Regions from separate parts of the Homo sapiens genome. Here region 2 is linked to region 1. Evidence: chromatin contacts called from ENCODE Hi-C or POLR2A ChIA-PET data. All regions are on one chromosome and are shown on one strand. Each heading gives the region's core, a stretch centred on a gene start or an enhancer-like site at or near the end of the contact. The rest is flanking DNA. Distances are from core to core; before and after follow the strand shown.

Evidence for each region. Hi-C counts contacts between places; a loop is a spot of excess contacts on that map. ChIA-PET counts read pairs that join two places held with the same protein, here RNA polymerase II (POLR2A). Pooled maps may share reads with other maps.
Region 2: a pooled map shows a loop between it and region 1 (1.9-fold over the local background). The contact joins two enhancer-like sites. A Hi-C loop is called at or near these places in 12 of 168 maps with a recorded cell type or tissue (HL-60/S4, adrenal gland, esophagus squamous epithelium and 9 more), 1 of 37 single-sample maps with no recorded cell type and 4 of 50 pooled maps. POLR2A ChIA-PET finds 5 or more read pairs at or near these places in 1 of 52 experiments (H1).

Annotation. Positions count from the first base shown.
Region 1 is chr13:77,777,650-77,784,395 of GRCh38, reverse strand. No RefSeq gene overlaps it. Among named protein-coding and RNA genes, the nearest start is that of EDNRB-AS1, 38 kb to the left of the region's middle. RefSeq lists an enhancer at 1-69. Within about 2 kb of position 4,740, at least 3 of the 41 ENCODE cell types and tissues checked have a DNase peak (open chromatin) inside an H3K27ac peak, as active enhancers do.
Region 2 is chr13:78,101,028-78,108,180 of GRCh38, reverse strand. All of the region lies in intron 1 of OBI1-AS1 (OBI1 antisense RNA 1), which reads right to left. Among named protein-coding and RNA genes, the nearest start is that of OBI1-AS1, 50 kb to the right of the region's middle. RefSeq lists an enhancer at 5,126-6,325. Within about 2 kb of position 5,705, at least 3 of the 41 ENCODE cell types and tissues checked have a DNase peak (open chromatin) inside an H3K27ac peak, as active enhancers do.

The DNA.
Region 1 (6,746 bases), core at 3,491-5,990:
TCTCCTTTCCTCCAATGATTTCACAGAGGAATGGCTTTGGTTGGCACAATTTAATAAAATAGGGTTTCTGTTTGAAAAGGCTAAGAATGGATGAGCTGAATCTTTTGACAACCACTCTTATGTGACACATAATTTTTAGATGCTTACATTTACGTCTCCTTCATTTTATTTTTATGTCTCAAAACCACCAAAAACACAAAATATAATAAAACAGACTTCTGTGTACTATTGAAAAAATTCAATAAACTTTAATAACATCTTTCTCTATTGACTCCAGAATTTTTAAAAACAAAGATGATATTATAGTTGCAACTACAAGCCCAATCCCTCATCTTCCCCCCAACTCTCTGAAAAATCATTATTTGAAATTTGAGGTTTAGTTTTCTTGGAATTTTCAGTTGTATTATAATTGCATACAGTTTATATGATTTTTTAATTTTGTTTCAATATTAACATTTGCATAAGTGCTATCATTTTGAACATATCCTTTTTCACTTGTTTTCTTCATTTAGAATTATGTTTTCAAGATTTTTCTATGCTGTTCCACATAACTTAGCTCATTCAGTTTAATTACCACATGGTCTTCCACTAGGTACCGTGGTTTCTTTACCCGTATTCCTTTTGATTCTCATTTGATTTATTTTGATAATTTTGAGAATCATTTTGATTCTCATCTGGTTTATTTCCTATTTTTTGCTATTATGAAAAATACCTCTTGTATCTTTTCATACATCATACATACGTTTTGAGTTTTAGGTACTTATTTTGATACTCTCTTCTTTTGGGGAATATTAATGAAAAACAAAATTTTTAAATTATTTTTATTGTTTTATTTTTCAACTTTTGTTTTAGGATCAGGGAGTATATGTGCCGGTCTATAACATGGGTATATTGAATGAAGGTAAGGTTTGGGGTATGAATGAACCCATCACCCTGGTAATGAGCACAGTACACAAGAGGTAGATTTTTCAGCCCTTGCCCTCCTCCCTCTCCTTCTCCTCTAATGCTCCTCAGTGTCCTTTGCTGCCATCTTTATGTCCGTGAGTATCCAGTGTTAAACTCCCACTTTTAAGCAAGACCATGCGATATTTTATTTTCTGTTTCGGCATCAGTTCACTTAGAATAATGGTGTCTAGCTGCAACCATGTTTCACGAAAGACATGATTTTATCGTTTTTTATGGCTGCATAGTATTCTACGGTGTATATGCTTTCTTTCTTCAGTCCACCATTGATGGGCACTTGGGTTGATTCCATGTTTTCACTATTGTGAATAGCACTGTGATGAACATACGGGTGTATGTGTCCTTTTGGTAGAGCAATTTATTTTCCTTTGGATATATACCCAGTAATGGGATTGCTGGGTCAAATGGTAGTTCAACTCTTATTTTGAGAAATCCCTAGATCACTGTCCACAGCAGCTAAACTAATTTACATTCCCACCAGCAGTGTTATAAGCATTCCCTTTTCTCTGCAGCCTCTTCGGCCAGCATCTATTATTTTGTGACTTTTAAATAACAGCTATTCTTACTGGCATGAGATGTATCTCGTGGTTTCGATTTGCCTTTCTCTGAGGACTAGCGATGATGAGCACTTTTTCATGTTTGTTGACCACTTACACATCTTTTTTTGAGAAGTCTCTGTTCATGTTCTTTGCCCAATTTTTAATGGGATTACTTGGTTTTTGCTTCCTGATTTGTTTAAGTTCCTTATAGATTCTGGATATTAGACCTTAGTTGGATGCATAGTTTGTGAATATTTTCTCCCAATCTTTAGGTTGTCTGTTTACATCTTTGATAGCTCTCTTTCTCTATAGAAGCTCTTCAGCTTGATTAGGGTCCACTTATCAATTTAAAAAAAATGTTTAAAGGAGAAACGCTCAACTCACCCCTTGTGCTCATGTGTACCTACGCACCCAAAATGAACCACCTTCCTCAAACACTTGTTCTGAATTACAAAAACTTTGTATTTTCATCAACTGCAGTATACTCTATAATATCAGGAAAGCAACTCAGCTTTCATCTGTTAGCTATCTGAGTTTTCTTATTCTCTAAGGGTTTGCTATTCCATAACCAAAGGGAGAATATCTGCATTCACAGGAGAGAAGCTATCCAAGTTCTAAAATGTGCTCATTTCTGGTATTTAGAAATAAGAGAGGTTTTGAAGTTATCTCCAAACTGTGATTTAAAATGGTTGATTCTGGGATTTTAAAATATAGAAACTTGCCATGCTATGTTTCTGGTCTGTGAAATCCTAAACTGCTTTTCTCTACACATAGGCCTATTTCCTTTTCAAGCACTGAAATGACAGTCTTGCTTCTGGAGTTGCTGAGGCACTCAAGCACAGCAACCCTGTTGGCAGGGGTCACTTCTGGGAAAGAAGTGATAATGAGCTTGGTCCAGCTGGGCTGCTGGAAGCCAGTCCCTGAGCAGTGGGGGAGATGAGTGTTTGGGGTTGCCTCTTAAGGTTAAGGGACCTGAGAGCATGTGTGAGAAGGGAGGGGTGTGGTGCTGAATGGTTATAATAACTTTCTAAGAGGATTTGGGGTTTTTATAATGAGATTTAAAAAAAAAAAAAAAAAAAAAAGAAGAAGGAAAAAAGGAGCATGCATTTTGGAGTAAAGCCCAAACCAGGAGTAAAGAGCTCTAGCAAACTTATATTTGGGTCTTTGTCCACCAGGCAGTGTGTTAATCCTCCTTTCCTTCAGAATATAAGGCTCCTTCTCTTCAAATTTCACTCAGGGTTCAAGTCAAGCCCATGCTACAGAGTGCATGTTCTCTCTCGTTTCCCAGTGCCATTCTACTGAGTTCACACTTCCTCCCATACTTAAGTAGCCAACAGGGCTATTGTCCCTTCCTGGTAGTCCCAGAAACCAGAAAAAAATCACGCCAAGCTGAAGGCCTGTCACCTGTCCCTCCCGGAACCAAAGCATTGGGCTGTATTTGCAACCCACACCCCTCTAGACCTCTTCAGATTCTACATGTGTCTATCATCACCACCATACTGGCCTCTTTCTACCTATATTGGTCCCATATTAGACCTATATTGTTGACCGACAGCTTATCTATTATATCAAGTACCTTGTCGATCAACTCAAGGTCAAAAACAGCCTCAGCAGTTACTTGTGATTTAATTCATACACAAAGTTTTGTTGCATGTCAACTAGGTGTCAGTTGCCATGACAGATTCTAGAAAGAGGACATAGCCCTGGTCTTGAAGGGGCACAGTCTGTTGAGGGAGACAGACAAATCTATCAGCATCTACCATGTCAAGGTGCTATAAGACATAGTAGTCACAGCCAAGATATACCCGAAGAGGTATCAGGTGACTCTGGAAGTAGGGAATGGAGACAAGAAAAGGGTTGTGGGAAGAGCATTTTGAGCAGAGCAAGCAACAAATGCAGAGGACCAAAGGCAAGAGAAGGCAGATCAAGTGTCAACACTCTATAAGTAGCACATGGGTAAAAAGAAAAAATATGAAATTCACATAGGCAGCTCTACTCAACAGACTTCAGGCCCTTAAAAAATGGAGAAACATGGCCGGGTGCAGTGGCTCATGCCTGTAATCCTAGCACTTTGGGAGGCCAAGGCAGGTGGATCGCCTGAGGTCAGGAGTTTGAGACCAGCCTGGCCAACATGATGAAACCCCGTTTCTACTGGAAATACAAAAATTGGCCAGGCGTGGTGGCGGGCGCCTATGATCCCAGCTACTCGGGAGGCTGAGGTATGAGAATCGCCTGAACCTTGGGGGGCAGAAGTTGCAGTGAGCTGAGATCGTGCCACTGCACTCCAGCCTGGGCAAAAGAGTGAAACTCCGTCTCAAAAAAAAAAATGTGTAGGAACATGATACAGTCAACCCAATGTCTCCCAAAATATAATTATTTGAAGCAAATACACACTTAGGGCCAGTATTATAACCTGTGACAATAGGGACGTAAGTAAAACAAAGGGCAGGAAATTTGCTCTATGTCTAACTAGAGTATGTGGGACCCTCCTGACAATTTTCTGTTGATTAGTGACAGAGTGATGTCAACCCAGACCATGATTTTAGGGTGAGACTATGGTGGGTCCAGAACAGAGGTGGGAAGAACAGATTCAATATACTATATTTCCTTCTATAGTCACACTTAGATTTAAGCCTAGAAAGGCTTAACTGTCTAAGAACATCAGATTAGACAGCTTGATTTTGTTGTGTTTGTGGGTCAGCAAAAGCCTCTCTCAAGCACCTGAGAGTTTGAAGATAAGAGAACATGGTGAGTCATCTGCAGGGCAGCACTTCCTCTTGTGCACTGGTTAAGAGAGTCCTGTCTGTTCACAAAAGAGGCACTGAGGGAGCCACCAGTTGGCATATGCAGCAGGAAGTCAGGAAGTCAACATAGTGTGGAAATTAAGAGAGGGACTTTACAACAACTCTGAATTAGCAGAAAATATTTATGATTGTCATGTCCTCAGCCGCCATGGTTATTGGGCCCTACTTGGACCACCTATGCAAGACTATAAGCCAGAGAGGGACAGACAGGACAAAGGAAAAATGCAAGCAGAAAGAAGCAAGGAATAAAAGAATTCAACTAATTCTCTTGGGTCAGACAAAAAAAAATCATAGCACTTACGGTTTTGACAGGACTGATTCTCAATTGCCAAGCATAAACCAATGTTTGCTTAGATTAATACACTCTAAGTAATTTACTTACCGGAATTCCTAGTCACTAGAAAACTTCTGAGCACACTTAAGTTTCAAATATACCTAGAGCAGATGCTGCCCTCCTGAGGACTGTAGTGATATTGCTGATTGTCTTGTAATAATTTTAAATAAATTTTGAAGATTACCCAGGTGTGTACCCATTTGCATCTATAAGTTAGTCCATATTGATTTATTCAGAAAAAACTTTTTTGCATAAATATATTTTAGTGTTTTTTCTGTAAAGAAAAATGTTTCCAGATTACTAATTGAAACCTGTCTCCATTAAGACTGTTTTTCCTGTCATGAATCATAAAATCCATTTTGTGAAATCTATTTCGTGAGTCATAACCAGATTTTTTTAAAAAAAGATATAAAATAAAACAGAAAAGAAGAAGTAGAAAACATTAGAAGGGGTCCCACAGACCCTTAACATGACCTGTGTGTACCAGGATATGGTCATCGTGAAGTATAAGAAATGTAAGACTTGACTGATGGGATCATGTGAATGCATGCCTTAGCTAGGAAGTGGCATGTGATCCTTTCCTCACTAGTATCTCGTTTGATTTGCTGGCCTGTGATAGTTAATTCAACCATCAACATAATGGAACAGTGTGGTAGGCAGGATTCTAAGGTGGCTCCCAAGATCACTGCCTCTTAGTGTGCACGCTTTGTGTAACTCCCTCCTAAGTGCAGGCTGAACGGGTGCATGTGATAGAATTTGACTCCCATGATTGGGTTACTAATCTGCTGACTTTTTGATCAACCAAAATGGAGAGTATCCCGGTGGGCCAAATCTAAACGAGTCAGATTTATTTTATTTTATTTTATTTTATTATTATTATTTTATTTATTTATTTATTTTTTGAGACGGAGTCTCACTCTCGCCCAGGCTGGAGTGCAGTGGGACGATCTCGGCTCACTGCACCCTCCACCTCCTGGGTTCAAGCGATTCTCCTGCCTCAGCCTCCTGAGTAGATGGGACTACATGTGCACGCCACCACGCCTGGCTAATTTTTGTATTTTTTTAGTAGAGACGGAGTTTCACCACGTTGGCCAGGATGGTCTCAATCTCTTGATCTCGTGATCCATCCGCCTCAGCCTCCCAAAGTGCTGAGATTACAGGCGTGAGCCACTGAGCCTGGCCACAAGTCAGATTTCTAAAAGGCCTGGGTCTCTCCAGAAAGTTGTGAAGCGTTAAGAGGGCACGAGGGCCCGGCGCGGGGGCTCACGCCTGGAATCCCAGCACTTTGGGAGGCCGAGGCGGGCGGATCACGAGGTCAGGAGATCAAGACCACGGTGAAAACCCGTCTCTACTAAAAATACAAAAAATTAGCCGGGCGTGGTGGGGGGCGCCTGTAGTCCCAGCTACTCGGGAGGCTGAGGCAGGAGAATGGCGTCAACCTGGGAGGCAGAGCTTGCAGTGAGCTGAGATCGCGCCACTGCACTCCAGCCTGGGGGACAGAGTGAGACTCCGTCTCAAAAAAAAAAAAAAAAAAAAAAAGAGGGCATTAGGAGAGGCCACGGGAAAAAGTACCGTTGGTGATTGTTAGGACCTGAGCTGGACGCTGGGCTGACCCCCCACAGAACAAGGGCCTCAGCCCCACAGGTCAAGGAACTGAATTCTGCCAACAATAGGAATGAACTTGGAAGACGACCCCCAGCTTCAAAAAGGAAGGCAGCTCATCTGACATTTTGATTTCAGCCTTGTGACTCAAAGTAGAAAACCCTGTCCAGCCCAAACTGGACTTTTGGCCCACAGACACTGTAAGATCATAAATTTGTTGTTCTAAGCCCCTAAATTTGTGGTAACTTGTTATGCAGCCATAGAAAACGAATGCAATTAATGTTCCACAATGTAATTTTGTATTTTACAATTAACCGTGAAACAAAATGCAGCATAACTTTATCCTCTGCAAAAACGCTGAGACTTTCCACTAGTTTGAGTGATGAACTTTCAATATTTCTGCAGGATGCCTCTTTCAACATTTGCTAAGTTCTTGACAACTGTTACTTTTTCATTATAATAGTTCAATTATCTTTCAAAATGACTTTGTTATTAGAAGGAAAA
Region 2 (7,153 bases), core at 4,456-6,955, 320 kb before region 1:
ACCCCTGAACTTAAAATAAAAGTTAAAAAAAAAATGACAGAGTAGAGAATCAAAGAGAGGTGGTCTGGATCCAGAGTCCATACTGTAACAAATGTGCTATGGTATGTTGGCTCCCCATTTATTTGAGCCTCCATTCTTCAAGATTTTGTCAGCTATACTGTTGCTTTAAAATGTGTCAAGGTTCATAACACTTACATTCTATCTCGTTAATATATTTCCCACCATTAATCTTTATTCTATACTTAAATGTTCTCAATTATCACCACCACTCCTTTTACATCAGCATCAGCCTCTCCATCCCTGATTTTTTAAAGATATTTACTTCTTGGTGGGCTTGATTCCATCATCAGTTGTGTTCTTTTTTTCCTTTTTTTTTTTTTTTAGAAAGGCTCACACCCATCTCATGCAGCAAGGTAATGTTTCTTGTAAATGTCTAGCTTTGACGATATATCAAAGAACCATTTGTTTTTTAGTATAACTTCCTTTCCCAGAGAATTTTGCAGACATGGCTCTCCATTGTCTCTTAGTACTGTGTGCTCCTTTCCTTGAATCTTTTCCACTTATATTTCTGTTGGCTGCTCTTTGTCATCAAGTATTTTTGGAGAAAAATTATAGATATTCTTTTCTTCCTTTTATTTGTATGTTGAAATTGTCTGACAATTGCCTTTATATTTCAGTTGACAAGTTATCTACTTACACTATTTTAAGTCACATTTCTTCTTCAAAATTTGGTATCAGTCATCCCAGGGACAGGAATGCAACTGTGGGTGCCAGAAGCAGGGTTGCATTTTAAGCAAGAAGCTGTAATATACCTTTAGACCATTGTGTCAAAATTCCTAAGGGCCTAATAGAGTAGATTGTGCCTTCACCCCATCTGGCAAAGTTGGGGTTAACAGTGAATGTTACTGTGATGCCAAGTGGTCAGGTATATCTCACTAATTCCATACCTATGTAACCCTGCCCCATATGGTTGGGGGTAGACTGATGGAGAAGCCCTTGCTACACTGGTACTGCTACTAGCAATCTGGGCCAGCATAGTGGCCAAACCTAATGTCCTCTCCCAAGGATATTAGAAAAAGTGTGGATAAAAATAAATAACACATGAGGAGAGGGAGAAATAGTAGTTTGGAGTAAAAGAATAAATAATTGGGTTATGCAACCAGAGAAATCCAACATTATGAAGCTCAGAGCAAGAGAATAATATTGTATTTCAGCACAATTATACCAGATGTCCAAGAAAATGAAGCTATATGTTTGCCAAGGCCTAGTTTTTGGAAACTGGCAAGGTTGAACAGCAGTCTACAAACCTGACTGACATCACTAAGAGACATTCTGGTCATACGATATGATGGGAAACTGGACAAGCTGTTAATAACTAAATGAAACTTTAATAATATGCCAATGCCTTGGACTCCTACTTCTCAGGCTACCTGTACCTCAAAAGGTAGACATTATTTGGGAGGGAATTTCTGAGAACTTCTTCCTACTGGGACTTCAAACTCTGTGATGTTGTAGCTCCCAACAGACTGATCGCTGTGTAACCAAATGCCTAGAAATGTATCTGATTAAAATGGGCAAATCGTAACAGCAGCCAGCCCAACATGTCACTGTGTGCTATGCACAAATGTACATCATCCTTGTTTTGTAGATGTAAAACTACCAAGTAAAATAGAGAAATACAATGGGTCCCTGATGGGATTAAAGCAGTGAGCATCACCTGGTGGATCCCTTAGGGAACAGTCCCACCCAGAGACAAGAAACGCTGTGGGAGGCCTCATGGCACACTCAAACCAAAGTACATCAAGGAGTGACTACCTCTCATCTAACTCTAGTACAGAAGACCCAACATCTGGGGGTGTAAGACATGTATCCTAACTGCACTGGTGTGATAAGTGTCAGTCTAGTTATCCTGAGACAAGCTGTGTTTGCTTTTAATGAGGAGTGGCAGTCAGAGGAAAACTAGAATAGAGAGGGTTCTCTTCCACGAGGAGGGCAAATGATGGGAGTTAGCCCTGGAAATATAATGAGGCTTTAGCAAAGTGGGTCACGAAGACTCAATAAATAACGTAGGGTACTGCTAAAACCCAGTACTGGGAAAGGATTTGTGCCTGGACCCAATAGGGCCTCAATTATTTTAATACACATGGAAGCTGAAGTGGGCATAAGTCAGTGGCCCTCTATTCTAGCTCCTGAAGCTCAAGGGGCACACCTATGGGAATCTTATGACTCCCCAAACATGTAAAATTCTTTGGAGGCACTTTTGATTTACACTGATGTCTTGTGACAGTTCTGGCCCCCAGAATAGTTTGCTAAATACTACTCATGACTTCCCCATTGGAGGGAAGAGAGCCCTGTTACATAATAACAACACACAATGGAAACCAGTCTAGATTTGAGCCTGTAAGGTGAGATGAGATGATTGGCTTTGTCCTCAGTTGTAGATTCTGTTGGGAAGGCAAAGCAAATACCTCTGTAATTCTTACTACTTTGTTGTGTATTCTGTAATGAAACTGAATTATACCATGTTCATACTATAATATTGTGTAATACTGGCATTGTTGGTAAGATTCAATTACACTAAGTAATAAGACTTATGACAATACTAATATTGATTATAAAATGTATTGGGAGATTGACTTAAAGCTCCTTCAGGACATACAGCTTATGTATTACCATTTTTATTTTATGCACAATAACTACTAGCCTGAGGAAGAACTGGATCTGGCTAATCATCCTCTGAATTCTGTGTTAAACAGTTCTTCACAAGCTTATCATAAGACACAAATAACAGTAGGTCAAGGGGGGAAAGAATAATAAAATTAACACAAGGATATAAAAAAGTGCATAATGGGTTTACAGGACAAATCAGTTGTTTCTTTAAATCTATCCCCGTACTGGCTTCTCCAAATGTTAGGCATATTTGTGTTGGTGCTATTGCTATATACATGCCATAAATGCTGCACCAAATGTAAATGTTATAACAAATATCATCATTTTTCTGTGGGAGGTTCATGGCCAGAGACCAAGGGGTAGAATTTTCCATTGTTTTCTGGCATTTAATGTTAGCATTAAGAAACCAAACCCCAACATATTTTGTTTTTACACCTTAGACGTGGCTTTCTTTTCTGTTACCTGAAAATTTACTCCTCTATTCTTGAAGTTCAACAAGTTAAACGTGCTATTTTTCAGTGTTGGTTGCTTGATGATGATGATGATAATGTGTTTCCTTAAACACACTACCCTTCATTAAAAACTCTAGATGTCAATATATGTTTCAGAAAAAAGTGTTATTCCATTATTCCTTTCAATACTTTTTCTGTTTTACTTACTGAATTTCCTGTTTCATGGACACTGGTTTTCATTTTTGTTTAATTTTTAATTTTTGTGGAGACATAGGTGTATGTATTTATGAGCTACATGAGATACCTTGATATAGTCATATAATGTGTAAAATCACCTCAGGGTGAATGGGGTATCCATTGCCTCAAGCATTTATCCTTCGTTTTACAAACTATCCAGTTATACCCTTTTAATTATTTTTAAATGTCCAATTACATTTTTATTGATTTATTTTGGACTATCTTTGAAATCAAATTTTATTATTATCTCCATAATTTTTATTGACTTTTTCTTAGCAATTCCTCTAATTATCTCAAGTCTCTCTGGAAAAGTAATTTGATATTCAACCATTTATTCTGTCCCTGGGTGTTATTTTTAAGATACTGTTTCTGTAATAATGTTATTTGCATTCTTAATTCACCAATGATTTCTTGTATTAGTCAACTTATAATAATAACTAAACTCTTTTATTGTGGGCTGAATTTGAAAGGAAATTTCATTTGTTCCTTGTGGTATGTTTCCTTCCAGAACTAGTCTTAAGGGATTTTTATTTTTTAAATGTGGTATATTGTCACAATTTCCACGCCAATTCTTTGCATTTTCTTTCTGGTTGAGATGAGTAACTCATGCAAATCTATTTCTTTCAGCCACTTGGCCCCCTTGAAGGCTCAAATTAGCTGTTTCATCCACTTTTCTGTAACCTGATGGCAGTGGTTAAGTGTCTGTAGGAGGAAAATGGAAGTGGGGAAGAGCTCATTAGAGTCTATGTGCGTCCCTCAGAGGAGGTCACTTCACTTATTTGGGAAAGAATTTTAGTCCTAAAAGAGAATCTACTGGGACTTTGAATTTTTTCTGAAATTCATCAGGAAGTCCTGGAAAATGTCAGTCCTCTCCAGAGGATTTTCTCTGGTCCATTTCTATTGCCTCTGTTGGTGTGGCCTTTTCTCTACTGGATTTTTCCTTGACTCATCCTGGAAGAACTCTCTTATCCTCTCAGCTTCAGCTTGCATGCTCCTTTCTAACCTGGTGGTGGTAGGTACAATTTTAAATAAGAACACTGAGCATTTTATCTCTCCAATTCTGCTACTGTAATATGGGAGTAAAGATAGGAGTCTCCATATTCAGCTCCATGCCAGACAGTTTGCCTCGATCACCACATTTTGAACTTGGTGACATGTGGTTCCTCCTCTTTTCTTGTTTTGTTGTTGGGTGAACTTTGTAACACTTTCACTTATTTATATAATATTTGATTCACTGTATTACCTACTGGGTGAGAGGACTTCTGTACTCTGGCTTTATTCTGCCCTTTTACCCTAAAATCTATAATATTTTAATATAACTCTATTATTATGACACAAGCAATACATATCCATAAACACACACACATGCCACATGTAAGAAAAAAAAGTCTGTAATTCTACCATGAAGTAATCATTATTGTTAAGGTAGAGATAGTATTTTTCTATGATAATATAGATGACTTTTAATGAATATATAATTATATGTTAATAAACTTTCTATGTATGTATATGTTATTTTGACAAATTAATTATATAGTTTTGGTTTGCTATTATTCTCTTCCTTTAAGGTGCTTTTAAAGTATGATTTCATATCAGTAAATATTGTTTCAAATTGGTCCCGTGCATCCCATTTTATGAATCTAATTCTTTTAACCAGTATTACATTGTAGGGTACTTAGATTTTTTCCAATGAGTCCTATTTTAAACAATGTTGAGATGCACATGTTTGTACAGCATACTTTGTGATATTGCTTTTATTTTCTTCAGACAAAGCCCAAGAGGTAAGCGCAAATGATTATTTGAGAAGGAATCCACATTCATACTGAGACTGCAAACAATATTGTCTTTCTTCAATTACAGTTGGCCTAGATGGTTTGGACACTCTGGGAACAACTATCTTTGATTTCTATAACAACTAAATTTTGGAACTAAAAAGACAATACTAGAATATGGTAGTGCACGTGTAGTTATAGCACTGAATACATTTCCAAAAGGATTTATATAGCAATTGATTTGGATCCTAAGCCCTCATGACCAAGATCCTGAATTTTTTAAAAAGCTACTACAGAGCTGGTAAGTGACTAATGTATTTTGCCGGATTAGAAGACATCAAGTTTCAGTCTTATGATTAGCAATTTAAAGTGTTATTAAAAATTCTAAAACTGCATTTAAGTGATGAAAAATTGCTGTGTCATACTGAGACTACTAAGAACAATGTGTGATGCAGCAATAACTCATCCAAAAATAGCAAACTCATGACTTGTTTCTTGTTTTGCCCTTACCACTGAAAACTTCTCTTTCTCTCCAGCACCGTCAGCTACCAGGGATGGAGAGGGAAGGGACAGAGAGAGAAACTCATGAACTCAGAAATTTGCCCTGATGCAGCCATCTGCAAGGTCATCCCACATACACTAACATCTGCTGGGACTTGGATGCAGCTGCTCTGAAGGGAAGTTGGGACAGAAAAGGAAAGGGGCTGTTGCTCAATCTTTACTTTCTTTGGCTGCTAGTGCTGGTTCATCTTGCATAAAGCACTGGCAATGGAACAAGCTTCTATTGACCAAGATATTATCATGTTGAGACCACTCCAGCAATCCCAGAGTCCCCAGTGAGGGTGCAGAATTCACCCCATTCCAGGTTGGACTGAGTCGTTAGTAGAAACAGTCCTAGGGCCACTTTGGGAGGCCGAGGCGGGTGGATCATGAGGTCAGGAGATCGAGACCATCCTGGCTAACAAGGTGAAACCCCGTCTCTACTAAAAATACAAAAAATTAGCCGGGCGCGGTGGCGGGCGCCTGTAGTCCCAGCTACTGGGGAGGCTGAGGCAGGAGAATGGCGTGAACCCGGGAAGCGGAGCTTGCAGTGAGCCGAGATTGCGCCACTGCAGTCCGCAGTCCGGCCTGGGCGACAGAGCGAGACTCCGTCTCAAAAAAAAAAAAAAAAAAAAAAAAAAGAAAAGATCCACTTCTGACCCTGACCAAAGGTTGTTTTTGTTTTTTTCCTACATTGGAACTGAATTTTGCCCACTCCATGTGCTTCTGAGGTCTTGTCTTATATATTTTTTCTTATTCCAAAATTCCAGTCCCAAACAGGAATGCTCCATAAAGTGGCTTATGCAGAGCTTCCTCAGTAAAAACACAAAAAGGGCAGGTGCATTGGTGACTCTCCTGAGAATGTTGTGTGCAATGATACATCTTGATTCTCCTATCACCTCAAATAAAGCCAGGCCTGTTGAATGAACAAAGCAGAAAATCAAGGGACATGGATAAGCAGATAAGTTTCCTTCCAAGAAGAAAGAGTAGTGATCCCTCAGGAATACTTGCCTTTTCCAACCTATGATCTTCCTCTGTTACCCAGGAGAATGCCTTACTTCAGCTCTGGCAGGTGTGAGTAGGGTAGACTTTGCTCAATTAATCTATGAACTTACATTTTATTGAGTTCAGCCAGCCTTGTGCTATATGACTTAGGAAAGTCACAAACATATGCATGCCTCTGTTGTCATCAAATCATTTGAAAAATGCTAAACAAATTTTGGAGGTAGTGTTTGGTGTTTGAGATGCTCTTACATAAAACTGAGGCTAGGCAGCAAATGCCATTTTGCTTTGAAGAGTCCTGGGATTAAACCAAAAATGATAGGTGATCATATTTAATAGAATTAAAACTAAGATACAGCTGGAATCCGATCAGATCACTAAGTAGGAGAGCCTTGCCATGCATATAGAGATGTCATGAACAGAGCAAACAAATAGGATTTATATGTAAGGCCCAAAATAGAGGACAAATGGACAAATACC